Regions from separate parts of the Homo sapiens genome. Here all the other regions are linked to region 3. Evidence: chromatin loops called from intact Hi-C (ENCODE). Cell type or tissue: gastrocnemius medialis. All regions are shown on one strand. Each heading gives the region's core, and the rest is flanking DNA. Links, peaks and the distances in the headings are about the cores only.

What was found. A loop is a pair of places that touch in the nucleus more often than their neighbours do. Peaks named below come from ENCODE experiments on the same cell type or tissue, not always from the same donor. Only the 100,000 strongest peaks of a DNase experiment are listed, where the experiment ranks them.
Region 1: a loop joins it to region 3, with 2.6 times the contacts of the local background. A loop is called at or near these places in 24 of 110 quality-filtered maps.
Region 2: a loop joins it to region 3, with 5 times the contacts of the local background. A loop is called at or near these places in 3 of 110 quality-filtered maps.

The regions. Positions count from the first base shown.
Region 1 is chr6:168,054,821-168,065,765 of GRCh38, reverse strand. It overlaps FRMD1 (FERM domain containing 1), which reads left to right. Exons shown (of 11, transcript NM_024919.6): 5 at 709-895; 6 at 2,010-2,165; 7 at 2,807-2,872; 8 at 3,785-3,959; 9 at 4,709-5,005; 10 at 6,578-6,642; 11 at 8,427-10,945. The coding sequence ends at 8,669. Among named protein-coding and RNA genes, the nearest start is that of FRMD1, 19 kb to the left of the region's middle. RefSeq lists an enhancer at 6,354-6,855. In gastrocnemius medialis, for the core only: a CTCF peak has its summit at 5,129 (motif pointing left); a DNase peak (open chromatin) is centred at 5,133.
Region 2 is chr6:167,745,528-167,756,472 of GRCh38, reverse strand. It overlaps LOC107986547 (a long non-coding RNA gene), which reads right to left and starts at 5,163. Exons shown (of 2, transcript XR_001743900.2): 1 at 5,017-5,163; 2 at 4,368-4,884. In gastrocnemius medialis, for the core only: no CTCF peak of the experiment used is centred there; a DNase peak (open chromatin) is centred at 5,312; H3K27ac peaks cover 1,256 bases.
Region 3 is chr6:167,905,011-167,913,010 of GRCh38, reverse strand. It overlaps AFDN (afadin, adherens junction formation factor), which reads right to left. Exons shown (of 34, transcript NM_001386888.1): 13 at 5,722-5,840; 14 at 1,849-1,910; 15 at 1,522-1,727. Among named protein-coding and RNA genes, the nearest start is that of HGC6.3, 71 kb to the left of the region's middle. In gastrocnemius medialis, for the core only: a CTCF peak has its summit at 4,751 (motif pointing left); a DNase peak (open chromatin) is centred at 5,860; H3K4me3 peaks cover 723 bases; H3K27ac peaks cover 2,363 bases.

The sequences.
Region 1 (10,945 bases), core at 1,549-9,548, 150 kb before region 3:
GTGGTTGTGTGGGAGGGTTCTGGAGAGTGAAAGGTGTGTGGTTGTGTGGAGAGCCCTGGAGACACTGGTATGTGGTTGTGTGGCAGGTTCTGGAGAGTGAGGGGTGTGTGAATATGTGGAAGGTTCTGGATAGCCTTGGAGGGGAGGTCTGGAAAGTGTTGGGTTGATGGATGGAGCTACCTGGTGCTATGGGGCCAGTTCGGGGGAATTATATGAGAAGATCTTGCACCTGCATCTTGGGCGAGCCTCCACCTGGCCTGTGATTAATGAATACCAGCCATGGCCAAGCCCCGTGCTGGGCGGTGAGCTCTGGGAGCCAGGTCTGTCCACATCCAGGGATTCAAGTTGTCCAGGCCCTGTGCACCTCCAGGGATTCGAGTCGCCCGGGCTCTGTGCACCTCTCCTGCACTGGGGCTTGGTTTGGTGAAGGCCAAGCTCACTGGGGAAGGAGTGGGACCTCGGCAGGTGGAGCCTCATCTAGTGGCTCCTTGGTGGCAGCAAGTCACCTGTGCCCCGCTCCAGGAAGAGTGTGGGCCTGTGCCGTGCTGGCCCTGCAGGGACACAGCTGTGGGTATAACAAGACAGGAACTAGGTACCAGGGGCTCAGGACAGCCCTGGGAGCTGGTGTGGGGAGGGACAAGGCAGGGCCAGAGGGGCCAGCAGTCCCCACACCGGTCGTCCTGGAACTCACTCCCTGCCACCTTCCAGCGACCACAGGGCACGGCACCTGTACTACTGCCACTTGAAGGAGCGCGTGCTGAGGTCACAGTGCGCTCACCGGGAGGAAGCCTACTTCCTGCTGGCTGCCTGCGCGCTGCAGGCTGACCTGGGCGAGCACCGGGAGTCGGCCCATGCCGGGAGGTACTTCGAGCCACACTCCTACTTCCCACAGTGGGTAAGGTCAGGGCCCACCTCCTCCCAGCACTGCTAGTCTGGTGCCTGTCCACCTCCACCGGGTGCCATCCATGGGAGCAGGGGACTGAGGGCCTGGCAGGGGCTGCTGGAGCAAGGGTCAGGGATGGAAACAGGGCAATCACCTGTCCTTCTGTCCTGAAGGCCCAAGGGTCCTTACCACCCCCAAAGGCAGGCAGTGTGGGAGGAGTGGCCCTGAGCAGGCAGGTGTGGGTGCCTGTGCTCCTGACGCACCCAGCCAGCTGTGTGGCCTTGCACTCTGGCTTCACCTCTCTGAGCCCCTTGGCTGCCTGGCTGTGGAATGTGACCCACACGGGCCTTGTGGCTGTGAACCTTCCTGCTTCTCTCTAAGTATCCTGGGACCCGTAGGAGTCTCTGAGCCTCAGCTTCCTCACCTGTAAGGGAAGGAGTGGCATCCCCCTGGGAGGAGGGCCATGGAGAGGCGTGGGCTGTACCACTGTGTGCCCAGTCCCAGGCGCTGTCTGGCCTGATGGCCGCGCGGATTGATGGCTGTCACCCCGGGGATGCAGGCCCTGTTCCGGGTGAACTTTAAGGTTTCTCTCCTTGACCGCTCATCCCTGTGTACCTCTCTATCCTGTGCACCTTGGGGCCTTCTCACCTTTGCTCTGAGGCAGTCGCTGAGGTCAGGGTGGGGCCCAGCCAGGCTTCCTCCCAGTGCTGTGGATGCCACACGTGCCCTTGGCCTCTGAGCACATTTCCACCCTCAGTGATTCCACGTCCCTGCGATTCTTACCCCGGTCCCGGTGATGGCCCCAGCTGGTCCTCACTGGGCAGGTTCCCAAGAGCCAGGGCTCGTTGGGAGTAGAGTCCCCACCTGCAGACGTCTGAGGAGGGCTGGCTGCTGCCATTCCCCTTGGGGAGGACCCGAGGGGGACAGGAAATCAGACAGGGCCCAGGGCCACAGTGGGCACTGAGACTTCATCTCTGGTTCTGGGCTCAGCAGCCAGGCCCTGGCCCTGCCCACCGAGGTTGGCACCAGCTGTGGGAGTCTGGGGAAGCTTCTCGGAGCAGGGGGCTGGCAAGGAGGAAGGGGGGACCAGCAGGGGTCTGAGCTGACCTCCCGGCTCTGTCCTCAGATCATCACCAAGAGGGGGATTGACTACATCCTCCGGCACATGCCTACCCTGCACCGTGAGCGCCAGGGCCTGAGCCCCAAGGAGGCCATGCTGTGCTTCATCCAGGAGGCCTGCCGGCTGGAGGACGTGCCCGTGCACTTCTTCAGGCTGCACAAGGTCGAGCCCAGGGCGGCCAGCGATGGGCTGGACTCTGACTCCAGGCCAGGGATGCACGGAGCCCCCATGGCTGAGTGGGATCAGGACCCCAGGGCAGGGATGGATGGAGCCCCCATGGCTAAGAGTGGGACCAGGACCCCGGGGCAGGGATAGATGGAGCCCCCATGGCTAAGAGTGGGATCAGGACCCCAGGCCAGGGACGGATGGAGCCCCCATGGCTAAGAGTGGTCAGGACCCCAGGGCAGGGATGGATGGAGCCCCCGTGGCTAAGAGTGGGACCAGGACCCCGGGGCAGGGATGGATGGAGCCCCCGTGGCTAAGAGTGGGATGGGACCAGGACCCCAGGGCAGGGATGGATGGAGCCCCCGTGGCTGAGTGGGACCAGGACCCCGGGCCCGGCATGGCCAGGCTCTCTTAGGTCGTGGCTGGTGTTTATCTGGCATGATGAAAGGCAGTGCTTGTGCTATGACAACTATGCCTTTGATCTGATGCTGGAGTGAATGAGACTGTCTGTAAATGGGCCCCAGAGCTCAGCCTGGTCCATGGAGCCCTCGGCCCCTAGCCAGACTGACCATACTCTGCCATCAGTGAGGCCCAGCACCTCCAGGCCTGCAACTTGACCTCTGACCTGTGTCCTCTAGGATAAGAAGGAAGGTCGTCCCACCGTGATCCTGGGACTGGCCCTCAGGGGAGTGCACATCTACCAGGTGACCGAAGGGGCTCCAGCCTCACAGAGCCCCTCGTCCTGCCCCCACCCCCTCCTCCCTTCCCCACTGGAGTCTGGGCTGTGTAGCATCCCTGCAGCGGTCATGGGCGCTGGCTGGCCCTGCCTGGACGCGCCCTGCCTCTGCTGTCCCGCAGGAGGTGGACCGTGCTCCGCAGCTGCTGTACGACCTCCCCTGGCCCCACGTTGGGAAGCTGGCATTTCTGGTGGGTGTCTGGGGGGTCCCCGTGCCCTGGAAAGCCTGGGCAGATGCAGCTTCATCCTCGGGGCATTTTCTGGACAATTCTGCACCCGAAGAGGTGCAGGTCCCTTCCTGCCGGCCTCTCGGGGGCATCAGGGCCGTCCTGGCCTCACGGGCTTTGTGCCTGGCCCTGGCCCTGCAGGCGTGGGGTGTTTAGCTGCCCGGTGAGGTCTAGTTGTTGTTATCGCTTGAAAACTTCTGGCTCCCAATTGAGAAAATCAAGGGAGAAAAGAAGAGCAGGTCATAGAAACGCACCTGTGTGGCCTCTGTTCCTCTCATCCCGGCCCCAGAGCTGTCACCCAGGGTCACCCCACAGCCCGGGTGCCGGGGATAAAAGGGCAGTGACTGTGGGGGCTGCTGGACAGCAGGCTTGCTCTGGACAGCCAGACCGAGGTCTTCCTGTCCCACCCCAGACCTCCACTCCCCTCACACTGCTGCGGGCACTTTCTAGCCAGGAGGGCTGTGTCCTCTCAAGCAAGGGCGGAGCAGAGCACAGTGTCCGCGCACAGTGTCCGCCAACAGCCATCTGCACTGCGAAGTGAAAACCTGGGCCTCGTCCCCCTGGGGGCCATGGCTGACATTTAAAATCATCCTTTCCTGTGGCTAGCGTGGTTTTCCACCTGTGGAGTGGCAACTTCTCTCCTGTTTGCTCAGGGAAAGAAGCTGGAGATCCAGCTGGATGGGCTGCCCGCAGCACAGAAGCTGGTTTACTACACGGGGTGCACCTGGCGGTCCAGGCACCTGCTGCACCTGCTGCGCGCCAGCCACCAGCTCCACCTCCGCGTGCGGCCCACTCTGCAACAGCTGCGGCAGCGGGAGGAGGCAGAAGGTGGGGCTGGGCTGGGTATGCTGGGCTCCGCAGCCGGACTGTGCCTTCTGGGCTAGGCTGGGCACACTGGGCTCTGGCCGGACTATGCCTTCTGTCTCTTATTGTTGTGGCCTCCTGACTCCCACGTCCCCCAGATGCTGAGGTCGAAGGGCGAAGTGGTGGCCCCCAGCTCTGCCTGGAGTGGAATTCTATAGATGGGACTGGGGGAAGCTGGGAGCTTGAGGAGCCACCTGAGGTTTCCACTTCTCAGTTTCCTGGTCTGTTTTCCACTTCTCCTCCCATCATGTGCCCACAAAGAGCAAGAAATGCAGGTTCCGACAAGGCCTCAGTGTTTACCCACAGGCCTGGTCTCCCTTCCTGTTCCACATCCTCACCTGAGCACAAGGCCTGGCCTTAGTGTTTACCCACAGGCCTGGCCTCCCTCCCTGTTCCACATCCTCACCTGAGCACAAGACCTGGCCTCAGCGTTTACCCACAGGCCTGGTCTCCCTCCCTGTTCCACGTCCTCACCTTGAGCACAAGGCCTCGCCTCAGCGTTTACCACAGGCCTGGTCTCCCTGCCTGTTCCACGTCCTCACCTGAGCACAAGGCCTGGCCTCAGCGTTTACCCGCAGGCCTGGTCTCCCTGCCTGTTCCACGTCCTCATCTGGGCTGTGGGTGTGCATTTCTGTCTCCCGGGCTCTTCCTCCTGCATCAGCAGGGCTGGTCCCTCTCCAGCTCGCCCTCACTGTGCTCCCCACTCCCCACAGAGAAGCAGCACTACCGGGAGTCCTATATCAGCGATGAGCTGGAGCTGGACCTGGCCAGCAGGAGCTTCCCGGGCAGTGGGGTCAGCAGCCAGCACTGCCCCCACTGCCTCTCACGCCACTCCGCCGACAGCCACGGCAGTTCCTACACGTCAGGCATCAAGGCCAACTCCTGGCTCAGGGAATCCAGAGAGATGTCTGTGGACGTGCCCTTGGAGGTCCACGGGCTCCATGAGAAGGAGCCGTCCTCCAGCCCCAGGACCAGCCGCAGCCACCCCAGCACACGTGGTGACAGCCAAGGTGGGCCCGAGGGAGATGCCCAGGCCTCAGGGACAGTGAGTGTGGTCCAGCCAGCCCCAGCTTGGCTGACCCTGGACACCGAGGCAGCAAAGCCCTGGCCTGCCCTCCAGTGGCCAGACGTGAGGGGCTGGGCTGCTTGTGACCTGAGTCCCAGGAAATGTGCCAGAACATGCCGGAAGAACAGAGATGGCAGGGAGGAGCTGCCTGCAGCCTGCTGTGCCCGAGTCTCCTGTTCCTGCCAAGGGGCAGCTGCAGGCTGGGATCAGAGACAGGAGAGGTGGGATCCTCTTGGGGTTGCAGATGAGTCCAGGTCCTTTAGCTTTCTCGGAAGCCCATCTCAGGAGCCCCTCCCACTCCTAGGAAGCCCCTGGCCCCTAGGAAGCACCCCCCCAACTCCTAGGAAGAACCCCCCTCCCAAGGAATGCTCCCCATCCCGGGAAGCCCCCCAACAAAACTCCTAGGAAGCTCCCCTTCCAGGGAGCCCCTCCCTCTCCCAGGAATCCCATCCCCACACATAGGAAGACCCCCACTCCTAGGAAACCCCCCACTCCTAGGAAGCCCCCCACTTCCAGGAAGCCCCCCATTCCTAAGAAGTCCCCTCACTCCTAGGAAGCCCCCTGGACTCCTAGAGACCCCCCCAACTCTTAGGAAGCCCCCCCCACACTCCTAAGAAGCCCCGTGGACTCCTAGGAACTCCCCCAACTCTTTGGAAGCCTTCTGACTCCTAGGAAGCCCCCCACTCCTAGGAAGCCCCCTACTCCTAGGAAGCCCTGTCCTACCAGCTTCCCTCCCATCAGAAAGCCTGGGTTAGACTCATGTCTTTTTATACTCAGTTGAGTAGGAGTGAGAAGACAGAGCCATTCAGAGTGTTCTAGGACCATGTGTCCACCTGGCCCAGGACGCAGCACCTTGTCCTGAGGGATGCACCCTGCCCATTCCCTGTGTGTAGGACTGTGTGTGCACCTGGCCCAGGATGCAGCACCCTGTCCTGAGGGATGCGTCCAGCCCAGTCCCTGTGTATGAGGCCCTGAAGAGCTTCCTCATTGCCCCAGAAAGGGGACGTGAGCTCTGCTGGTCTCTGAGTGTCCCCACGGCCCTGACGGTGGATGTGATGAGATCAGGTGGGACCAGCCCCAGGGCTCAGTCACCCAGGACCGCCCAGCATCACCTACAGTCACCCAGGGCCATCCAGGGTCACAAAACATCACCTAGGGCCTCCCAGGGCCAGGCATTCCTGTCACTAAGCCACTGTGTCCGCCATTGCCCTTGGAGTGTCTGGTCCACCAGGAAGGGATGGTTGGCCTCCATCTCTGAGGATGTATGCAAGCTCTGTGGCCTGTAACCCAGCGGGAATCACCGTGCTAATCCCGCATCTGCACAGCAAGGGGCCGTTTTATCAGATGTCGGGGAATGGAGCAAAAGCAGTCACCGCACTGAGAGCAAGGGGGCGGTGTGAGCCTCAGGAGATGCCGGTCCGAGACCAGGGCCCCAGAAGTGCAGGGAACTGCCCTGGGGAGGAGCCATGTCGGGCAGAACCCAGACACCTGTGCTCACGGCTGCCTCCTCCCACAGCCACTCGTCAGGAGCCCTGCACCCAGGTCAGGACCAGAGGCCAGAGCGCCGAGGCCGTGCACCAGGTAGAGTCCCCCCCACGGGCCAGAAGCCCTGGCCCTGCTCCTCCACCCCCTTCTCCTAGGTCCCCTGTCAGGGGCCCTGGGGACCTTCCTAGGCCTATCAGAGGGTCCCTCGACTGACATCCCCAGAGACGCAGCGGGCAAGTCAGGGAGCAGCAAGGCTCTCGGGCACTGGGGCAGGTGGACGTGGGTGGAGGCCTCAGCCTCAGGGCCGAGTGAGTCGGCTCACTGTGGGGAGGGAGGGGTCCTGCCTGGGGCTGGGGTGGCCGGGCCCTGAGTGTCACCGGGCCACTGTAGGCAGGACCCGGACACCTGGGCCCTGCAACCTGCCATGCAGCAGACTGGCTGCCCCGTCCCCTTCGTCCACCTCCTCCACCCGGGGCCTAGTGCTGTGTGTGCAGGGCTGCTCCAGGCTTCCCCCACTTCCTGTAGAGCTACTGAGCCTTAGGATCCCCCAGAGGAGCTAGAGGAGAAGCGAGCCAGTGGTTCCTGGATGCCCAGGTGGGGAACAGGTGGGCTCAGGGTTCCCAGCCAGGCTCCGAGTTGCCCTCCCCACCCCCCAACCCCCGCCCCCGGCTCCACCACAGGAGGGTGAGGCCCCCTCTGGTCAGCCCTGTTCAGAATCCCCCTGGAAAGACACAGAAAATCGGTTGTGGCTGATTAGTTATCGTGATGCTGGATGGAGAGAGAAGAGGGCTGGGCACGGGAGGCTGGATGGAGAGAGAAGAGGGCTGGGCACGGGAGGCAGATGGAGAGAGAGAACAGGGCTGGGCACGAGAGGCTGCATGGAGAGAGAGAACAGGGCTGGGCACGAGAGGCTGCATGGAGAGAGAGAACAGGGCTGGGCACGGGAGGCTGGATGGAGAGAGAACAGGGCTGGGCACGGGAGGCGGATGGAGAGAGAGAACAGGGCTGGGCACGGGAGGCTGGATGGAGAGAGAACAGGGCTGGGCACCGGAGGCTGGATGGAGAGAGAACAGGGCTGGGCACGGGAGGAGGGAGGGGAGGCTGCAAGTCCTGGCAGGCGCGGGCCCATCCCAGTGGGGGCAATCCCAAACCCAGGTCAGCCCACTCAGTGGAGGAGACGGCTGCCCGAAGCCGCCTGAGCTCTGGGCCAGGGACTGTCACTCTTGAAAGACGTATTGATTAAAAACAAGGAAACACGCGTAGAAGGGCAAGTCAGACCCTGGCGCTGGGCAATCTTCGGCGTGGCCTGCCCCTGCCCCTGCCACCTGCCACCAGGGGCCTCATCTGCCTCCTGGGAGCACAGTGGTCCAAGGCAGATCTGAGGGGCCACGGCAGCCGAGAAGCTCGGGCTGGAGGCTTCACTTAAGGGCGATGACGCTGCCCGCTGGCCGCCCACCTGGACGGGACCTTGGACAGTCACCTCTGAACCCAGACAGTTTCCTCCCGTATAAAATAGGAGGCCGTTCTTGACCACTGAGGTGCTTCCAGAGCTAGTGTTCAAGGCCCACACTCAGACCTGATCCTAAATTACACCAAACGCTAAGAGTCCAGGTCCACTGAGTTAAAAGGCAGAAAGCAGCCCCAGGAAAGAAGCTGGGCAAGGTGGGGGCCTCCTGAAATGCATCAAAGGAAGATGCCAAGCCTCTCTCGCAGAGGTGTGTGCTGGGGGACCCGTCCAGGGGCAGGCCGGCCATGCACTGCGGCGCAGGGTGGGCATTGGCAGGGAGTGTGGCTCTGTGGCCACAAGCAGTGTGGCTGCCGTGTGCGGTGGTGGGAGTGAGAGGGGGCAGCAGGCCTCATCCCATGGCCTCTCCCCGCAGATCCAGGAAATGACAGCCGGGGTCAGTGAGGAGCAGCACAGCCATGGCCTGGACGACATGCAGCTGCACCAGCTGGCCCTGCACCCAGCGCCCACCTCACTCAGCCATACCTTCCACCGCGCCCTGGACTGCAGGCTGGCAGGCCCCTGCGAGACCAGGGCCACTCTCCCCAGCAAGAGGTCCAGCAACTGTCTCGCCCTGGACCTGTTCGGAGAGGCTCCACCACAGGAGTTTGTGGTGTAGGCACCACCCACCCAGCAGTACCGTCCGCACCGCCAGGCTCAGCCCCTGCCCACCCCACTTCCACATGGCCCTCGTCCCTTCCTGCCCGCCAGATGCTGCCTGCACTTCCGCAGCCAGCACGCTCCACAGGTTCACCTGTAAGAGGTGTGGAGCTGGCTCTGACATCAACCTGGGAGGTAACAAACAGGTCCCGCACCTCATGCCTGTCTGCCATACACCCGGGAGCTCTTTCCCTCAGGGTCTCAGGGAGCCAGTTCAAGGTCTGGCTGTCAAGTGTCCAGAGAGCCATGGTGTTGGCCCCTGAGGCAGCCTGTCACCCATCCTAATCTGGGAGAGAAGGTGACACAGCTGGGCCCAGACCCTGGAGAGACAGCTCTGCAGTTTCCCACACTGTCAGCTCCCCAAGAGACAGTCCTGATGGGCACAGGCTGCCAGAGCTCCCAAGCCGGAGTTCACAGTCATCACTGTGCAGGACCCAGGTTCCTCCCAGACCTGAACCCCTCTCTGCAACTCCTGTTTGCAAGCGCTGGGCCTGCCAGACAGAGGCCCCTCTTGTGGTGCAAGCCCAGCTCTGTCACCTGAGATCCAGCCAGAGACCCTCCTCCACCATCCACAGTCAATGGCTGTGCTTTCCCTTCCAAGCCAGGGCTTCCAAAGACCCCACTGCCCCGGAGCTGAAGCCGACTCTGCTCCCATCTCAGCCATGAGGCCTCAGGACCCACTCTGCTCACAGGTGGCTTCCTTAAGCCATTGCCCTGGCTGGGGTTGGGCTGGTGCAGCCCAGCTGGCGGAGGGGCGAAGCTTTGGTGACAGACGGAGAGTGGGGGACTAGCTGTGCATGGCACCTGCTCTGATCCGGTGGGCTCCACGGGTAGTGCGACCTCGGTTCTGTGGGCTCTGGAAGGCCACCAGGGTAGGGTCTCCCCAGGGCTCCTCCCCCTGCACAACACTCCTGCACACGTGCAAACCTGCTGTCCTCTGCATTTAGAGGAATGGCCCGTGCATCCCTGCTAGTCTCAGGCCCATCCCAGAGCACTGAGAGGCCACAATCGTTCAGCCCTGTGCCCTGAACACCACTGCCCCCTTCACTGTCTGTGTGTGGTGAAGACCACGCCACACCACCCTCCAGCTCACTGGAGACAAGCATGAGCTTGAGCCCCATGGCCTGGTGCAGGGCTGCGTGCATTGAGGCCGCCTCTTTGACGGGTCCATCCAGGGGGACCCTCTCCTTTCTGTGAAAGGGAATCGTGTGTGTGCCCCAGGCACGTGTAATAAAGAACCCGAGCAGATGCCTCCTGCTTGAACCAGGACCAGCCTGCCTGGGGGGCTGGTGAGATGCCGGCTGTAACTCACTCAGGGGCATCGGCCACAGAAGGCTGCGTTCTGTAGATGGCCACAAGCCCCAGTGCTGCCGAGGGCAAGACTGCCCACAATTCCTGTGCGGCAGGGGAGGTGCGCCTAGTGCTGGCTCAGATGTGAGCATGTGGGCACTTCCCAAAGCCATTCCCATTAGTACAAGATGATTGATTTGCCCCGCTCCGGGGCAATGACTATCTTCTTCCTTTGAAGAAACTTGGAAGCAAGAGCCCAGTCCCATGGACCATGAGGGAAGGTACACACCAGTGTTGGGGAGACACAGCAGGTGGTGTCCACCATGAAGCAGGGTCTGAGCCAAGACCTACATGCACACATGCACACATCCACATGCATGCACACACATACATGCACACACGCACACATCTGCACACAGATGCACACGCATGCACACACACACATGCACACATCCATACATGCACACTCCCCATGTCCAGGCTTCCCCTGCCAGTCACCTTCGCCACACGCCATAGACCCCAGGGGCAGCAAAGGCCGGGCCAGCCCACCCCTAACTTGTGGAAGCATCAGTGAAGCTGGCCCGGCGCCTTGTGTCCTGGCAGAGGCGAGGCAGCCATGGCCCCTGGCTGACCCGAGAAGCTTCTCTGGCCCCACTGGGGATTCCTATTTCTGTCCTTCCTCTGGGCCTTGTGGACAGACATGGAGAATTATGCCAGATGCCTGTTAACTACCGGGTAGGGCTGCTCCAAAGACTCTAATCTCTGGTGTTCAGGGTATGTGGAGAGGACAATTAGAGGCCCGCTGCCCTGAGACTTGCCCAAGAGGGGACGGCCAGGCAGGCCACATGAAGCCCATGTGGGCTACCAGCTCAGACACACCCAGCCGGGGCCGGGGCAGACTCCCCTAAGGCTTGAGCCTCAGCTTTGCTCACCGCCCCTCCCCAC
Region 2 (10,945 bases), core at 1,344-9,343, 160 kb after region 3:
GGGAACGAAAATTCTGATGTCCAGTGCAAAGTCAATGACGTTTTCTGCATTTTACTTTTCCAAATGACACAATGCGTCTACACAATGCTAAATAGATGAAGAATTTCATCAATTAAAAAAAAAACTCAGCTAATGAAAATTAATAATAAGAATAATTAATGAGACATTTGATTTGATCCATGTCTGATCAACTTGACAGATCTCTTTTGCACTCAGAAGCTCTTACTGGGGGAACTTACTGTGTGCAGGCTGAGCCAGGGTATGTGGGTGTTATCACCCCAGGCTGACACAGCCCCTGTCTGCTGAGCAGTGGGGGACCTTGAGGGCTCATCTGAAGGTGGCCGGTGCTAAGACTGATGACTATCTAATGACACCCCTTAGCATCCCAACAGGGCTTCCCTCCCTGAGGCTGAAAGCAGGAAGTAAAGAGCGGACAGGCACTGGGGTCCCCATGTCACCTTTCTGGCCTTAAGGTATCAGGGGTGGCCCGGTAACATCAGGGCCTCTGCTGGGTAAAATTGAAGGGAGCTTTGGAAGCATCCCCTTTTACTCAATGATTCATGAGAATCAGATCATGGAACTGATCTGAGACAGGAAGGGCTTTTCCAGGTCACAGCAGCGAGCCTGTCCTCGGGCCGCAGCAGCCCCTGCAGCTCTGGGGTGCAGACGAAGGCTCACTGTGTCCTCAAATTGCCTCTTTTGAATGATTGTTTTCCATTTAAAACTTACCGGTCAATGAAAATCCATTTCTCCTTGTCTGCTGCGTTACCTTGAACTCGCCCCCACTACCAGGACGAGTCCCACCCGCTTCTGCCTGCGTGCCCCTGGCATTGCACTGACGGATTCCAACACACCTGCAGGCATCCCCGCTCCCAGGCCCCAGTGAGAGAGGTGGAGTGAGAAGCAGCAACAGCAATAACATTATCAATGAACGTTCAATGAGGGCATTCGGTATTAAACGCGCTTCATGTTTGTATTTTCTAAGTGTTACATGCAGTAACTAATTTAATTTTCTCAGCAGCCCTCTGGGGTAGGCTCCACTACAATCCACATTTTACAAGAACATGGAAGCACAAACGGGGTGAGTCCCCTGGCCTGGCGCACACCTCACAGCTACTCCAGCACTCCATGGGCTGGTCCCAAAGAAACAGCTTCATTTACCTGCAGCATTTTTTTTTAAACATTTTCAAAGAGAAAAATACTTCTGAGCTCATACTTGAGTTTTGCTTTAAAGTTGTAGAAAAAAATTAAAAATAAATAAAAAGCCTTAAAGTCATTTTTAAAATTTCAACATTTGGAGCCATGAATACAAAAGTTTGAAGAGTTCATGCTGGGCGTTGTGATGGTTCAAAGGTGTAAACACACTGGAACCTCTCCATGACAAGCTACGCTAAACGCAGCAGGGTTGGACCCTCCCCAAGGGTCTCTATACCTGAAAATACAGAAAAATGAGTTCTAACATGTTTCCTCTTATTCTGCGGGGTGAAGCTGAGTCTACACTGGAAGCCCTGGGTCCTCTGAGGCCTTGCCATCCCAGCATGGCCCCACAGCGGCCTCCCCAGGAGCTGGTTAGAGATGCTGATCCCTGCCCCCTGCCCTGCCCCTGTCCTCCGACTCAGAACTCTCCCTAACGAGATGCCCAGGGGATCGCATGCACGATGACATTTGAGAAGCTCCACTCTAAGATACGGGTCTTAATTTCTGAGATCTTTTCTAAGCTTTAAAGTTTTATGATTCATTCTCTCTTTGAAACTCTGGTTATGATGAAACTACGGCTGACATGGTTAATTGGCCACCATAATTCGTGACAGGGAGGCTTCCCTGGGACTACTGTCCATGCCCAGCCCAGAGCACTAGCCACAGCCACTCAGATTTCTCCTTTGGTTGATTAATTCTTTCCTTTTTTGAGAGACAGGGGACACTACTGATATGGTTTGGCTGTGTCCCCATTCAAATCTCAACTTCAATTGTATCTCCCAGAATTCCCATGTGTTGTGGGAGGGACCCAGGGGGAGGTCATTGAATCACGGGGGCCGGTCTTTTCCATGCTATTCTCATGATAGTGAATAAGTCTCACGAGATCTAATAGTTTTATCTGCTTTTGCTTCTTCCTCATTCTCTCTTGCTGCCACCATGTAAGAAGTGCCTTTTGCCTCCCTCCATGATTCAGAGGCCTCCCCAGTCATGTGGAACTGTAAGTCCAATTAAACCTCTTTTTCTTCCCAGTTTCAGGTATGTCTTTCTCAGCAGTGTGAATACAGACTAATGCAGTAAATTGGTACCAGTAGAGTGGGGTGCTGCTGAAAAGATACACCAAAATGTGGAAGCAATTTTGGAACTGGGTAACAGGCAGATTTTGGAACAGTTTGGAGCGCTCTGAGGAAGACAGGAAAATGTGGGAAAGTTTGGAACTTCCTAGAGACTCGTTGAATGGCTTTGACCAAAAGCCTGATAGCAATATGGACAATAAGGTCCAGGCTGAGGTGGTCTCAGAAGGAGATGAGGAGCTTGTTGGGAACTGGAGTAAAGGTGACTTTGTTATGTTTTAGCAAAGAGACAGGGAGCATTTTGCTTCTGCCCTAGAGATTTGTGGAACTTTGAACTTGAGAGAGATGATTTAGGGTATTGGGTGGAAGAAATTTCTAAGCAGCAAATCATTCAAGCTGTGACCTGGGTGCTGTTAAAAGCATTCCCTTTTAAAAGGGAAGCAGAGCATCAAAGTTCAGAACATCTGCAGCCTGACGATGCAGTAGAAAAGAAAAACCCATCTTCTGGGGAGAAATTCAAGCCGGCTGCAGAAATTTCATAAGTAGCAAGGAGCCTAATGTTAATCCCCAAGACCATGGGGAAAATGTCTCCAGGCCATGTCACAGACCTTCATGGCAGCCCCTCCCATCACAGGTCCAGAGGCCCAGGAGGCAAAAGTGGTTTTGTGGGCCAGGCCCAGGGTCCCTGTGCTGTGTGCAGCCTAGGGACTTGGTGCCCTGTGTTCCAGATGCTCCAGCCATGACTGAAAGGGGCCGACATACAGCTCAGGCTGTGGCTTCAGAGGGTGGAAGCCCCAAGCCTTGGTAGCTTCCACGTGGTGTTGAGCATGAGGGTGCACAGAAGTCAAGAACTGAGGTTTGGGAACCTCCACCTAGATTACAGAAGATGTGTGGAAACACCTGGATGCCCAGGCAAAAGTTTGCTGCAGGGGTGGGGCCCTCATGGAGAACCTCTGCCAGGGCAGTGCAGAAGGGAAATGTGGGGTTGGAGCCCTCACACAGAGTCCTTACTGGGGCACTGGCTAGTGGAGCTATGAGAAGAGGGCCATTGTCCACCAGACCCCAGAATGGTAGATCCACAAACAGCTTGCACTGTGTGCCTGGAAAAGCCACAGACACTCAACGCCAACCCATGAAAGCAGCTGGGATGGAGGCTGTACCCTGAAAAGCCACAGGGGCAGAGCTGCCCAAGACCATGGGAACCTACCTCTTGCATCAGCATGACCTGGATGTGAGACCTGGAGTCAAAGGACATCATTTTGGAGCTTTAAAATTTGACATTCCCGCTGGATTTTGGACTTGCATGGGCCCTGTAACCCCTTTGTTTTGGCCAATTTCTCCCATTTGGAACAGCTGTATTTACCCAATACCTGTACCCCTATTGTATCTAGGAAGGAACTAGCTTGCTTTTGATTTTACAGGCCCATAGGTGGAAGAAACTTCCACCATGCCTTGTCTCAGATGAGACTTTGGACTGTGGACTTTTGGGTTAATGCTGAAATGAGTTAAGACTTTGGGGGAGTGTTGAGAAGGCATGATTGGTTTTGAAATGTGAGGACATAAGATTTGGAGGGGCCAGGGAAAGAATGATAAGATTTGGCTGTGTCCCCATTCAAATCTCAACTTCAATTGTATCTCTCAGAATTCCCACATGTTGTGGGAGCAACTCAGGGGGAGGTAACTGAATCATGGGGGTCGATCGTTTCCATGCTATTCTTGTGATGGTGAGTAAGTCTCATGAGATCTGATGGGTTTATCAGGGGCTTCTGCTTTTATTTCTTCCTCATTCTTTCTTGCTGCCGCCATGTATGGTGTGCCTTTTGTCCTCCACCATGATTCTGAGGCCTTCCCAGCCACGTGGAACTGTGAATCCAATTAAGTCTCTTTTTCTTCCCAGTCTCAGGTGTGTCTTTATCAGCAGCATAACAATGGACTAATACAACTATGTTGCCCAGGCTGGATTCCAACCTGGGCATAACTGATCCTTCAGCCTCAGCCTCCTGAATAGCTGGGACCACAGGTGCATGCCGCTGTGCCTGGCTTGGTTGATACATTCTTGTGATGGGTTTAGATCTTGTTTGTATATACATATTTTTACTATTTAAAGGGGTAGCTTAATTGTTTATTTAGCAATAAAATTTGTGGGGGAGAACTAGAACTAGGAGCTTGCTTTACAATGGCTGAGATGGAGCCCGCATGAAGGCTGGGTCAGGCTGAGATGGACAAGCAGCTGCCTTTGGGCTGCTGTGCCAGCAACATCGTGGCCAGTGGTTTGGCAAAGAAGGCAACATCAAGGCTTGGTCAAGGCAACATCAAGGCTTGGTCAATGCAGCCGGGGCAAGAGTCCAAGCAGTGCTACCCCAACTTGACAGGAGAGGCAGAGAAACTGAAGGATTCCAGCTCATCTGTCTGGACACTCCACAGCCACCAAAGAGCCAGCACCATCTCCCTGGATCTGGGCACCTTCCAACCTTGAGAAGACTCAGGACGGCAGAATGGTGTGCCGTGAGGAAGTTAGGAGGCAGCTAGCCTCGGAGGCCCCTCTGTGGCAGCTGCCCACTTCCTGGACCCAGGCTGGCCACAGGCTCTCCCGGGCCTGCCAGCCTTGCCCAGCATCCTGCAGTCAGAAGGAGGAAGAGGAGAGAAAAGGGATAAGGAGAGAACAAAGCTGTCAACACTCTTTTGGAGGGACTTGAATTAAATGCCCAGAATTCTGGCATGAATGGAGAGGGCTGCTCCCACAATATACCTGTGCCATGCCGTGCATCAACTCTCTGCATCCTGATTTTAGACAGGAGGACTCACCAGTTTGAAGAAATGATGCTATTTCTAGGGCTAAGAGCCCCGAAAGAATCCAGATGGGTCCGTCTGGTGCATTGTAGAGCTGTAATGTAATGTAATGTAGAGTCTCTTATGTAACTTACTCCTGAGGCAACAATCCAGCCTCACTGCTTGCACAGCCCAACAAGCAACAAGCAGACAAACAGGTTAAGCTGCCCTCCCAGTGGGACTGAGAGTCAGATGACCTGAGAGGTGTGAGGTTGTTCCCAAAGCACTTCCTGAAAGGCCAGCAGTAAACAACCTGAGCAGGCTTCCCAGGCTTGGCAGGCAGGGCAGCTCCGTCCCTTCTGTGGCCTTGCTAAGCAGCACAGCCCTGGCCAGCACCAGACTGGCTGCCCGCCCTGGGGAGTGTCTCTGGCCACCAAGAACCTGAGGGCAGAACCGGCAGGGAACTTGCTCTCAACCAGGGGCTCCTCATGCAAACACAACACATTGCCCATTTGTCGGTGAAAAGAGTCGAACTCTGTAAAATATTTGAAGAGATTTATTCTGAGCCAAATATGAGTGATCATGGCCTGTGACGTGTGCCCAAGGTGGTTGGAGCACAGCTTGGTTATACACATTGTAGGGAGATGTGAGACTTCAATCACATACATTTAAGAAATACCTTGGTTCGGTCCAGAAAGTTGGGACAACTTAAGATTTTATCATGCGGATGAAACCTCCCTCCCGGTAGCAGGCTTCAGAGAGAAGAGATGGTCAGTGTTTCTTATCAAACTTCAGGTCTGTACTGATGTTTATGCTGGTCAGCTTTCCTTGAATTCCAAAAGGGAGGTGGGCATGATGAAGCCTGTCCCACCCCCTCTTCCCATCACAGCCTGAACCAGCTTTTCAGTTGAACTCTGGAGTGCCCTTTGCCGGGTTCATTCAGATGGTTGGGAGGGGTGGAGCTTAACATTTTATTTTTTGTTTATGCATTTAAACTTTACAAAAGATGGAAAAATTAGGTTGTTGCAGCAGTGTGGAGTCTAACATTCCTAGAGAAAAGGTGGAAAATTACCAGATTCATGAGGAACGCAAGCAAACATTTTCTGTTTATCGGCTGTGTGCCGTGTCAGGCTCTCATGCCAGTCACACCCGATCTAGCCTCAGAACCAACCCCAGGAGGCAGGCGCACCCTCATTTTCCACAAAAGGCAGCATTCAGGGAGGCCAAGTCATTTTCCTGAGGTTGAGTGGCTTACATATTGCTGAACATTTTGCATTGTTAACAAAAAATTTACTAAGTCTGGGCTGGGCACGGTGGCTCACGCCTGTAATCCCAGCACTTTGGGAGGCCGAGGCGGGCAGATCATCTGAGTCAGGAATTCGAGACCAGCCTAGCCAACATGGCGAAACCCCATCTCTACTAAAAATACAAAAATTAGCCAGGTGTGGTGGTGCACCCCTGTAATCCCAACTACTTGGCAGGCTGAGGCAGGAGAGTTACTTGAGCCCAGGATGTGGAGGTTGCAGTGAGCCAAGATTGCACCATTGCACTCCAGCCTGGGAGAGAGAGCAAAATTCCATCCCAAAGAAAAATAAATGTGTATATATATATATATATATATACACACACACACACTAAAACTGACTTTATAGGTTACCAATATGACATTTCATTTAAATATAGTAAAACATACAGGTTCTGTTGCAGCAGTATGTGTGAGTCTGGAAGCTGCAGCACTGCATGTGGTTGGATAAATGGGGATGGGGATTTTCAGTAGAATATAAAGGAAAGAAAAGGAAACTTTCAATATAAACTTGGAATCCCAAGGTGAGTATAAAATGAAATCATATGGCTGTTTATGTAGTCATTTTTAAAAAAATTGAATTGTAAGTTTTCTTCCTTCAAACTTCTAAGAATATGACAGTGATTTTTAACGAACCTCTGTGTACACAGATGCTCTCTGGCAGCTTCGTTTTTGCTCCTTACAGGAGACTGTTTAGAAGTCTGCTCTGAAATGTTTTTAGAATTAAGAATATGTCTTCTGTATGTTTAAAATGTTCCCTTTGCATAAAACATAAGAAAATGTTTTATAACTGGTTCTTAACCTTTTGGGTTGGCAAAAATCTTTGAAAATCTGAAAAGCTGCAGGCCCTCTCTCCAGAAACATGTACACAAACATGACAGCATCATTGTACATCAACTTGCAGGGGCTTTCCAGGTGCGCCTGGAGCCTGTCCGAGCCCCACGCTGACCCGCCCTGAGCGCGTGGTCCTGGCCTCCTCTGTAATAACTTTCCGCGCGGGTGTACCTTGCTGTGCCCATGGAAGTTGGGTTTACTCCCTGAGCATTTTCTCATCAGCCAAGCCTCGCCTGTGTTTTCAAGTAATCAAATAAACTGAGGGAGTGTTTTTTCCCACTGCCCTGAGAATGATTCATCTTTCCAAGTGGAAGGAAGGCTGTCTTTAGGGTGATTAATGGTGTTTGGGAGCAAAGGGCTGCAGCCGGTTGCTGCGTGACCCTGGCAGGCCAGCTCTGCTCCCTGGGGCCTGGGGAGCTGGTTGCAGCGTGACCCTGGCCAGGCCAGCTCTGCTCCCTGGGGCCTGGGGCTGCGGCGGCACTGACCCCGTGCCTGCTCATCTATGTGGCCAGTGCTTGTAAGTGGGGCCCGACCCGACGGCCTCTGCTCCATGGCTAAGAGCATTGGTTGCAGAGGATGCAACACATGGCTGGTGCAACAACCCACACATGCTTCTCGGCCTTTCAGAGTGTACTCTCTGCAGGGGTCTCAGCATTTCCCATTCCAGAGGGAACCCCAGGCTCCTCGCTTCCCGGGAGAGGCCTGTAGGTCAGAGGGCTCTGAGAGGGAACACCCTGGGGCATCCCCTTCCCGTTGGAGCCCCGGCCCCAGGCTCAGGCTGGGGACTTCAGATCGGGGACCTCAGCGTCTTGGTGGTTTGGGGAGGTCCCCTGCAGTCCTGGCATTGGGGACCTCAGCTTCTTGGTGGTTTGGGGAGGTCCCCTGCAGTCCTGGCATTGGGGACCTCAGCGTCTTGGTGGTTTGGGGAGGTCCCCTACAGCACTGGCACAAGGTCGTTGTCTCCCCCGTGCCTGGAGCTGATGGGCTCCACTCCGTGAGCACAGAATTGGCTCTGGTTCACTTCCTTCTGTGCACCCACGCCTGGCACACCATTGCTACATTTTCATGTTCAGTGAAGTGAGTAAAACCGCATCACCCCAGCCAGGACTGGAAGTCAGGAGTGGGCAGTTGCTGGATGTGTGTGGTGAGTTCAGTTTGGTTCACGGGTGAGACTCGGGGTACAGACGAGAAAGCTGAGCAGAGAAAGAGTTTGGGGTCTGCCCAGTGCCAGGCACCGGGGTCGTGACAAGCACCCATAGGCATAGGGTAGGGTTGTTCTCCACCTGGAGGGAGACAGAGCTTTGCTGGGGAGAGGGAGAGCTTTGCTGGGGAGAGGGAGTCGGGCACCATCTCTTTCATGCATTCCCCTTTCTTCCCAGCACTCACACATGTACACACATGTGCACACAATACACACACATGAACACACACACACCGCCGAGCCGAGTCTGAGCGTAGAAATTAAGTGTGACTGCCTGCCTCCCTTCCCTCCATTCTCCCTTCCCTCCCTCCCTCCCCTTCCTTCTCCCCTCCCTTCCTCTCCTCCTCCCCTCCCCTCTTCCTCTCTCCCCTCCTCCTCCTCCCTTCCTTCCCTCCTTCCTCCCACCCTCCCTCTCTCCCTTCCTTTCTCCCTTCCTTCCCTCTTCAATCCCTCCCCCCCTCCCTTCCACAGCATGGACAGGAGTCAACACAATAACACACAACACAATAAGAAGTGTTTAAAAGTAAGAATTTGTTGTCTCTTTACCGAAACATTGCGTTAATTCAAAAAAAGTATTTTCAAATTGTTTTAGTACAACAATTCACCTATCCAACCGGTAAATAGGCACAAATCGACACTGTTCGAAGTACATTATTTATTTTGTTTAAAAATGCATGGCGTGGCCATCAATAATGGATCCAGCAGGAGGACGTTAATTTACTGCAGCTAATAGCACCTGGCTTAGTGTCTCCCTCCTCCCGGTCCTCCATTCCCTAATCAATATGTTCCCTGAGTCCGTCCAAAGACACGACGCCAGGTCCAGCCCAGGTTGGCCCAAACACCGCAGTCCCTGTGCCTATCCAGCCCATCTGGCAGCAACGGCTCCCCAAGGATTCCATGTACGTTGTGGGCCCAGCTTGTGGCAAATAAGAAACATAAGAGACTTAGCTCTTGAAGACTGGAAGTTTGCAAAGCAATCTCAAAAAGGGATTAAGATCCTTTGTGGATAAACATCTTGTCATGTGTTCTTGGAAGGACTCGAGGAGGAAGCACAGCAGCAGGATTAGGTTGTACAGGATGAGGCAGGAAAAGGAACGTACTTGGAGAGCTGACTCTTTTCTTTCCACCTATTATAGAAGTTTTCAAGGTTCATTTAAAAATTATTGTTCTTCACTAAAAAAGCCCCAGAGCACAAGTCTTATAAAATCCAATTATTAAAATAATCTAAACAACCTGGAGTCTCTTCGAGTCAGGTTAAAACGGCTCTGCCATCTTTCCAGCCTCCCCTGGCTTGTGCCAGTTTTGAGAAAGGAGGTGTGGCACGGCACACACATTGCCACTCTACAGTGGCAGGGTCCGTCTTCGTCTGAGACGCCCGCTCGGGGCGGGGGGAGGTGAGGCCAGGTAGAGACAGAAGCGCCGGGGTGGGACTTGTTCAGCAGAGGCTGCGGCTACGGGTCCCATTTTGAGATTCTTGCCTTTATCACCATCCCATGAGGAGACGCCATTGGTGTTTGGCTTCAGAAAAGCGTAGGGAAACGCAAAGCCATGAGGGATGGCTCTGGTTTGTGTCATTCAAGAGATGCCTGGCTCCATTTCCATGGTTTAGCGGCAGACTTTTAGTACATCCAGACATTTTTATGGTTGAATGTGGAAAAGACAGGGTACATATTTCCCCTGAAAGTAGAGTTGCTCTTTTTTGCTGGTCTGAGCAACTTTGCTTCCCCAAAGCCAAGGGAACATTTTCTTCAGCAGGGGTTGGACGCTGTGTGGGACCGACGCCAGTCTGTCGTGAAGCCCAGCTCTGGCCGGGAGGGCTGAGGATGTGTGGACGATAGTCTGATGGGTATGACCTGCCAGCACCCAGCAAGCATGAGTGTGGAGCCTGGGAGGGCTCTGGGGCTGGACTGCCCAGAGGGAGAGGCAGGAGGGAAGGGCCTGGGCTGCTGGAGCTGCTCCTGCTTCTTGTTTTAAAGCAGAAACCAGCAATTTGGATTTTTAAACGAAATTTCATAATTTAAAATATTGGCAATGCAGTCAACCAGTGGGATGGAATTCCTAGCTTGTGCTTGAGCCCAGTTCCACATCTGACAGACGTGTGTGGAACGGCTTGTCCAGGGTGCCGCAGGCATTTCATGGGGAAGCTGGGACATGAACTCTGAGTTCCAGGTGATCAGTCCCCAAGTCTTCCCACAGTGCCGTTTGACAACCGTCCTCAGAGACAGTTGTGTCCTGGTGGGGGCAGGGTTCTAACTTACACACTCAGTGGCGGAGTTGGGTTATTGTGCTCAATGAACTTGCCACCCCTTGGATTGGACGATGTCTCTTACAGCTGGCCGCCCCTGAAGAAAATGTGTATCCCAGAGGCTTTCGTCCCCACCATCTTCGGAGCGAGGCCAGCCACCAGATGCCCCGGGATTCTTTCAAGATGAAGGGAGGAGCCGATGGAAGACTTCCACCACTGATACTTCAAGCAGAGATAACTACCCCAGCCTCTGATCCAGGCAGTCCGAGGAGATCTTGAAAACATGCCTGGAATTCACTTCAGCATGTCCACGTCTAAGGAGAGAG
Region 3 (8,000 bases), core at 1-8,000:
CCATCCCTCTAGATTAATTAATAGGAATGGAAGAGACAGGAAAGACCAAGAAACAATCAAAATAAAAGCTGAGAAGATGAGAATTTAAAAGTGTATAAATAACTTACACCTATACTAAAGGGAGCAAATTCTTTGTTTTTTGAAAATAGAATTTAAATTATTCACTACCACAGTTCTTTTCCACTACTTTAAGATTCCCCCCACTGGATACTAACCCTAAATCTGAAGTTTAAAAGACTTGTTTGATAATGGTGATTTCACTGACTAGTTCACATCAATAAGGAAAAGGCTATCAAGGGTAGTTTTATGATAGGTGTCTCACAACTCGAAACAGGCTTAGTAAGTCCAAACATGATAGAAGACAGACAATGGCTTTGAATGACAACTGAAAAGGAAATCCATGTTTGTTTATAAAATAATGACATGAAAGTAACAAAACGGTATCCAAATAAAATGACTTTCTTTTTTACCTATTTCCTAACTTGGGTAAAAGAAGCATAACCCTATCAAACTCATGCTAATCACTCAAATATAAAAGAAACATTTCTTGAAAAATTCTGGCCTTTGAAAACAATTCTGAAGGAACTAAAAGATCTTAGTTTCCCTCAAATGATCCTGCCAGGAGAAAAGCAACCAATCTATCTATGTTATTAACATTATATAACTAGAGTTTTATTAAGTTAAATAACAACATTGACAAGTGATTCAGAAAAACTGAAAAAATCTGTACATTTACTTTTAAGAACTTTAAAGATTAAATCTTCAAATCATCTGTAGATGAAAAACTGCTATGAAAATTTTATCAACTGTAGATCGGGACAGAAAGTACGTAAAGGAGTCAAACCATTCTACCAACAAAATACCTTTATCTTCTGAAATTTTGAAAACAGGTTTATGACAGAATTTCATTTTAAGTGAGAAGTATGTTACAATGTCCATTACACCTACACATGTGCTATCAAAAAGCCCAATTACTACCAACGTCTAGGCTCATTACACAGGAGCAAGTGACTTTTGAGAACCATTTTTAAAAAGTCTAAGAAGGCGTTACCAGGGAACGGGGGAAGAGAAAAACCCCAGGAACTACTTGAGGGGTATCGCTCTGAGGTGATGGAGACGTTTTGGAACCGACAGGGGTGGTGGCTGCACAACACTGTGAATGCACCAAATGCGACTGAATTGTTCACTTCAAAATGGTTAATATTATATGAACTTCATCTCAACAAATTATTTACAGAAAAAATTCTACAAAAGCCCACAACAGTCTCAGCACTTTCTCACAACTATTACTACAAGTTAACTTCACTTATGCTGAAGTTTTACAGGGAAAACAAAATAGAAAAAAGCTTGCATTTCCTTTCAACTCTTTAAAGTTATACATTTTCCTACAATATTTACATAACTTTTATTTTAGAAAAAAATCTTGTAACCAAATGAGAAGCCTTAAAGAAGCTGAATTCACTGGCTTAGCAATTACAACCACAATCACTGGAGGAGCATGGCTGGCCGGCTGGAACGTACCTGGATGACACCCTCCATCATGCTCACCATCTTGTTGACGACTGCAATGACTTTATGTGTGCGCTCTGTAGGGCTGATGTCAGGTCTGTACTGGTTGGACAATACATACCGGCATGCCATATATAATACATATGTAGGGGACAACTTAAAGTGGACTGTAGAGCTATTAGTATAATTTATAATGGCAGACAAAAATGAATCTTCAGCTGTGGAAAGATTTCAAAAACAAAGAAAAAAGGAAAAAAGAATAAAAACGAATGTGAAAATCAGATGGAGTAAAATGGATCAAGAAATAATTCATTGACAATGAAATCTGAAATTACTCACAACTTTCCCTGAATTCAATGCTTGCAGGTAGTATCAGCTCAGGCCCAGAAGCATCCTGTGTTCTAAAAGAAGAAAGCTGACATCACTTAAAATAAGGTCACATGGCTAACAATATTACTGACAACCTGTGTAGATTTCTGCAACTACTTTTTAAATCTATATACTAATCTTTCCAACGTAAAATAATAAAATATCCCTTGTTTTCAGATGTAGCCTAATCAAATAATGCATTGGGAGTGATCTTATCACGACTCCTCTAAGAAGGTTAGTTCCTTGAAGTATATGCCGCCGCCATGACAGCAGATCTGACGTGATTCTGGATTATTAATGAACACTTCATGTCTAGTACAGGGATCGGTCTGTCTTGCATCTGCTACAGCTATGGCTCAGGTAACACTGAAAACAAAGTACTAAGTGACACAAAGAAAAACTAACCATGCCAAGCTTGAAACGGAGTTCTTATACTGAAAGGGAAAAGCTTCCTAAGACCTGGACTTTGTCTTTCTCTGCTGACACAGGGTTAGACAAGCTGACCACGGCAAGTCTCCTTCAGCCATTACTATCATCATTTTCCAATGCTTACAGTGACGCATGCCTTATAAAGAGATGTTCTACTCACTCACATTTCTTCTTACGGTCACATAAATTCCAGGTCCCTTCCACCATTTAGCCTGACACTACACAAATAAGGAACTGTCAAAAATTATAAATACAAAGAAACTATAATTTGGAACATTTATAAAAACTAGCATTGTGCTGATGTTTATCTATTTCCAGGTATTCAGATCAAATTAATTCAAAAGTTAGGTTCATTTCTATCTCTATAAAAATATTCTTCAAACAGTGTGTCATCACCCATTGGCAGGGCAGAAGGCTGTTTTGTGAAACTACTCTTTCAGTTGAATACACATTTGTATGTGTGTTCACCAGAGCACAATGTAAGATATAATCTTGTGTTATAACCACAGTTCAAAAGCATTTTGAAAGCCATTGCTAGGCACAGACTCTTTAAATGTGTAAGATAATAAATTACAAATCCAGTTTAGATTTCCTTATCTTTGTGGATTTATGCTTTTCTCAATGAATAATGCTCAGCTTATTCTTTCACTTAGCCATGTGATTAGAACTTCAAGCCATTTACTTATTACTCTAAGTTCGCTACCCACTGTATTTTATATACAATATTTACCAAAAACCAGCGAAACACATAGTCAAGTGATTAGCTTCCTTAACATTTCAATGTCTTTATCATTTTAGTTCAACTTTAACAGAGATAACCAGGAAGAATTCTCAAAAATGTCTCTGAAAAAATAAGAAAATTTAAATTGACAGTAAGAGCCAGGGAACATGTGTTTTGCCTTCCGCAAACTTAATGAAAAATGAAATTGTGGGGATATTAATGACTTAAACTGTGATGAACATCTCTACTGAGTTAAATATTGACTTAAACTGAGACTAATACTTACTCAAATAAATCTTATTTGGTGAAATGGAAAGTCAACACAGTTATCTTGATATTGGAATGAGAAATACTCATTAGTGACTTCAACAACAGTCATTTCAGCAGCAATGTGTCTGTTAATCTTAGACAACTGGTACTGTACGGCCAGAATTAAGTATTTGGAATTGCTGGTCCACTCATTAAATAAGTTAATATAGATAATAAAAAACTTTCCTTCAAAAATAAAAAGGAATAACTTATGATGATTACAGATTTATAATAGTTTACAGACTGGCTAACTAATTTTTTTTTCAACAGCAAACCATTCTCTTCCCTCCATCCTCACCTTCTCCATGCACCAAAAAATGAATAAAGAGAAATGAATATATTTATACAAAATAATAAAAATATAACCAAATATTTTACTAATAATAAATACAACCCAAATCTTCTTTTTATCAAATTATATGTTTCAGAGTTGATTATTTAGTTTATGATCTAATGATTTAACTCAACAATTAAGGAAAAGAAAAATGCCTCTATAAACAATGTAATTTAAATGATCAATTATTTTAACACATCTCCCTTACATTCCCATATTTACAGACAACTAAAATTGTAGCTAGGCAGTTATATATCTCATAAAGTGAACCTGAGTAAACTTTACCAATTATATTTTAACAAATCTGGTAAAAAAGTGTTTACATTGTCATTGATAAAAGAAAAAAAAATTTAGTGACAATTAAAAGTCGTCCCCTCCATTCAAAAGGGTTTTTTCCTTCACTAATATTAGCATTTTAAACACGTTTAAATTTTTCATGACTGCATCAGTTAAATTAAGTAGTGCTTATTATAACACTGCCCATGTGAAAAACAAAGAATGGAGCAGAAAGGCTCATCTGTTCTCATCATTGTAGTAATAGCAACAAAACAACATAGTTTATAATTAAAATAAAGCCTTTAATAACTCTGCAAACTAATCTTACCTTGTAAAATTAAATTATGTGTTTATGGTAAAAAATAATTCCTGACATACAATTAACCATATTACTATTTTGACACTATATTAATCACTAATTTTGCATATATTAAAAGCATTATCCTAATCAATCCACTCCCTCGTGCGAATTCATTTACTCAAATATTTATGAGCTAAGAACTATGATTCATACTTCTCAGTCACACCTTAGAAATACATAGAGGTATTCCTTACAATACCAATTTACCATTCTGAACATCCTACTCCATAATCCACCAACAAAAACAAGTACAAACACGGAAAGTAAACTATTTATTATCACATGTAATAAGATTCACATAGCCAATAAAAATCTTGCATTAGAACCAAAAATCCACAATAAAAATAAAGTTAAAACCTGGGATTCCCTTATGAGTCTACACATGTATAACTGGTGATGAATGATATTAAAATCCTGCAATATCCAGTGCCCTCTGCTGGAAGTTGGGAAACTGAAGAACTGTGTCTTCGTCACCTGCAACTGAACTGATAGGTGACCCTGGGCAAGTCGCCTGCCTCATCTAACTGCCTCACTGACTGGATCTTTGAAGGAAACACAATGGCCTCTTCAAAAATCTATCTGAAAAGCCCCAAAGGGGGAATGCTGCCAGTTTCACTGCTGATAATGAGAATGCCATAGAAGTCATGCAGTCTTTCTGTATTTCTGTCTGAGTTCCCGCAGAGCTCTGGGGTAGAGGTGTTCAGCACCAAATCATGCTGCTGGTTCCACTAGTCAGTATCTGTTATTTATCCACCATGTTTAATGCAAAGATATTACTCTGCAACATTTAAATAATTCTAGAGGTCACAAGGAAATAGGATTCTGATTAAGGTGACACGTTAAAAATCATAAGACAAGGAAATAACAAGACAGTTCTCTGCCCAGAGAAATCGGCAAGAACAATGTCAGAAAAAAAAAAAAATTCATCCTCCATCTATCTCCACAGGGAGACACATCACATTAGAGCACAAGACATAATATGGCATTTATAATTCTTAAAATCTGTTTCAAAATCATTTTTGATCTTACATATTTTTAAACAGATGAAGATTTCTTCTAGAAATGGGTGAAATGACCAGATTTTTCTAAATACAAAAATCATCAAATATTAAAATCCTATAAAAACTCCCTTTCTCTATGTTTTTACAAAGTAGCAAATTTTAAATGGCAACATTTTAATTCAATGTACTCTTATTTCAATCTGATAACACTGTGGCATATAAGTGAGGGATATAATTATTGGTAAAGCATTTCTTTCAATTCAATAACACAGAAAGGAAATGCCCTTAAAATATTATTGCTAACATTGTAAACATGTCAGCTGAACCTTTATAAATTCAACAATCTTTATCCCAACCCTTTTTTAGGAATACTTTCAGTACTTTCACCATTGAAAAATGATGTGTTTCCTACCTGCTTTCTTGCCTGCGATAATCTGGCTGCTGTTCTACTCTGATCATCGGCTTCACCATTCCCCGCTCGGCTGTGCTAGAGGCAGACGACACTCTGTCGCTGTCCAGCCTAGTGGTGCTCTACATGGAGAGAAAGCACAACGGGTTTAGAACCTCACACAGACCAACCAAGCTTGACACTCAGCGTTGCAAGCAGAGATCTGATACAGGGCTGCCAAGCAGGGCAGGCAAGAACACAGACCAGGAAATAACAAAGCAATGCTGGGGACACTATGTCCACGGGGAGTGCCCAAAGCACACTGGTATTAAAGCATAGGAAGACGCACAGCCACTTTCATTCTCAAAGAGCTAGGAGTTGCCTTTAAAACACAGGCAGGCAAAGCTGGTAACACACACATGATGATTTTTCTGAAAGTACATTAATAGTAATTCGATTCCAACAAGTTATTTTAAAATCAGGATAAGACATAAGAAAATATGTACAACATGAAGAGGCAGGGTCTTTTTAAAGTTTATTATTTCTCAGAACAGATTTAGAAATCCTACTCCTTATAGCTCAATACCTAATGAATTCAGTACAGAAACTGGCTTCTTTCTTGCCCTTAATCAACACCGGGGAAAACACATATTATATGGTAACCCAATCAGGTATATTTAAATACTTCTAAAAAGTATACAATTCTAACCATTTGTATGGAATTTGTAGGCAGACAAAAGGATGAGTTACCTACATTAAGAAAATCACCAGAAAAGAAAAAATTTTATACAATGAAATTCACTGTAGAAAAAATTTCATGTAAAATTTCTTATTACATCTGCTTACTACAGAAACTGGGCACAAGTAGTAAATAAAAAATCATGTTTCTCTTATCACCTAGCGATTATTACTGTACTGTACGTCTTTCCAGCTTTTCATATTTTCCATAAATGGGATTTACAATCTTCTTGATAAAAAAACACTTTTTCAGATGTTACAAACATCTTACAATATCACTTATTTTTATATTACAGACTTGTAATGGCTGTATAACATTTTGTTGTCTATTCATCATACTTCATTAAACCAATGCTTTATTACATCATTTAAAATGTTCATCAGTACAGAGTGACAAGACAATTATGCTTGTAAATATATTTATATACACACCCAATGAATCCTTCCATAAGAGTTTTTTGGTTTTTTTTCTTGGGACGGAGTCTCGCTCTGTCACCCAGGCTGGAGTGCAGTGGCGCGATCTCAGCTCACTGCAAGCTCCGCCTCCCAGGTTCACGCCATTCTCCTGCCTTAGCCTCCTGAGTAGGGGGCTACAGGCGCCCGCCACCACGCCCGGCTAATTTTTTGCATTTTTAGCAGAGACAGGGTTTCACCATGTTAGCCAGGATGGTCTCGATCTCCTGACTTCATGATCCACCCACCTCGGCCTCCCAAAGTGTTGGGATTATAGGCGTGAGCCACCACATCCGGCCCATAAGACAGATTTATAGAAACACAATTGCTGGTCAATGGATGGCAATACTATTTACACACTATTAAAAAATTGTTATAAATGACTAGTAATAGGGCAATGGATAAAGAAATTAGAGTATGTTTATATGCTTACATACTACAGAATGGTTTTCATTTGTTTTTAAGTGACTTTAAAGTACTAAAAAATGCTCACAGAGTAACAGCTGAAGAAAGCAAGAAAGGTGTGTGTGGAGACAAATATATCCAATTGTGTTAAAATGCATACATGAACATATAGACCCATACCAGAGTCCAGAAAAGGACCCCTCACAACATTACTATCAAAGGTCAACTATAAATTGTGGATGACGGATTTTCATTTTTACTTTTTTCCTCTATTTACCAAGTCTTCTTTGTGGACTACACATTTTTTTAAGAAACGAAAATTTTTATAAAGACAGTTTTCTTCGGCTCATTCAATTATTCATGAGATGGTTCCCAAGAGTCTTCTACACAGCAGGCATTTTTTAAGAAAAGTGCAATAGAAATACAGCAATGACGTATGAAACAGGAGCCCCACTTGCAGAGTTCACATTCTACAGCTGGTCAACAAACACAGCAGGTATTGGATGGTAATAAAGACCACATAAATAACTTACATCAGGTGCTGTGACAGTGACAGGATGCTCAGGGACAACCTCTTCAGGAATGTGGCTTTAAGCTGAGGTCTGAGACAAGAAGGGGCCAGAGTGTGAAAAGCAAAGACAAAAGCACAAACACTAGCACAAGAAAGGCCTTCCAATGGGAGGAAAGAGGCAGGCACGGGCACAGGA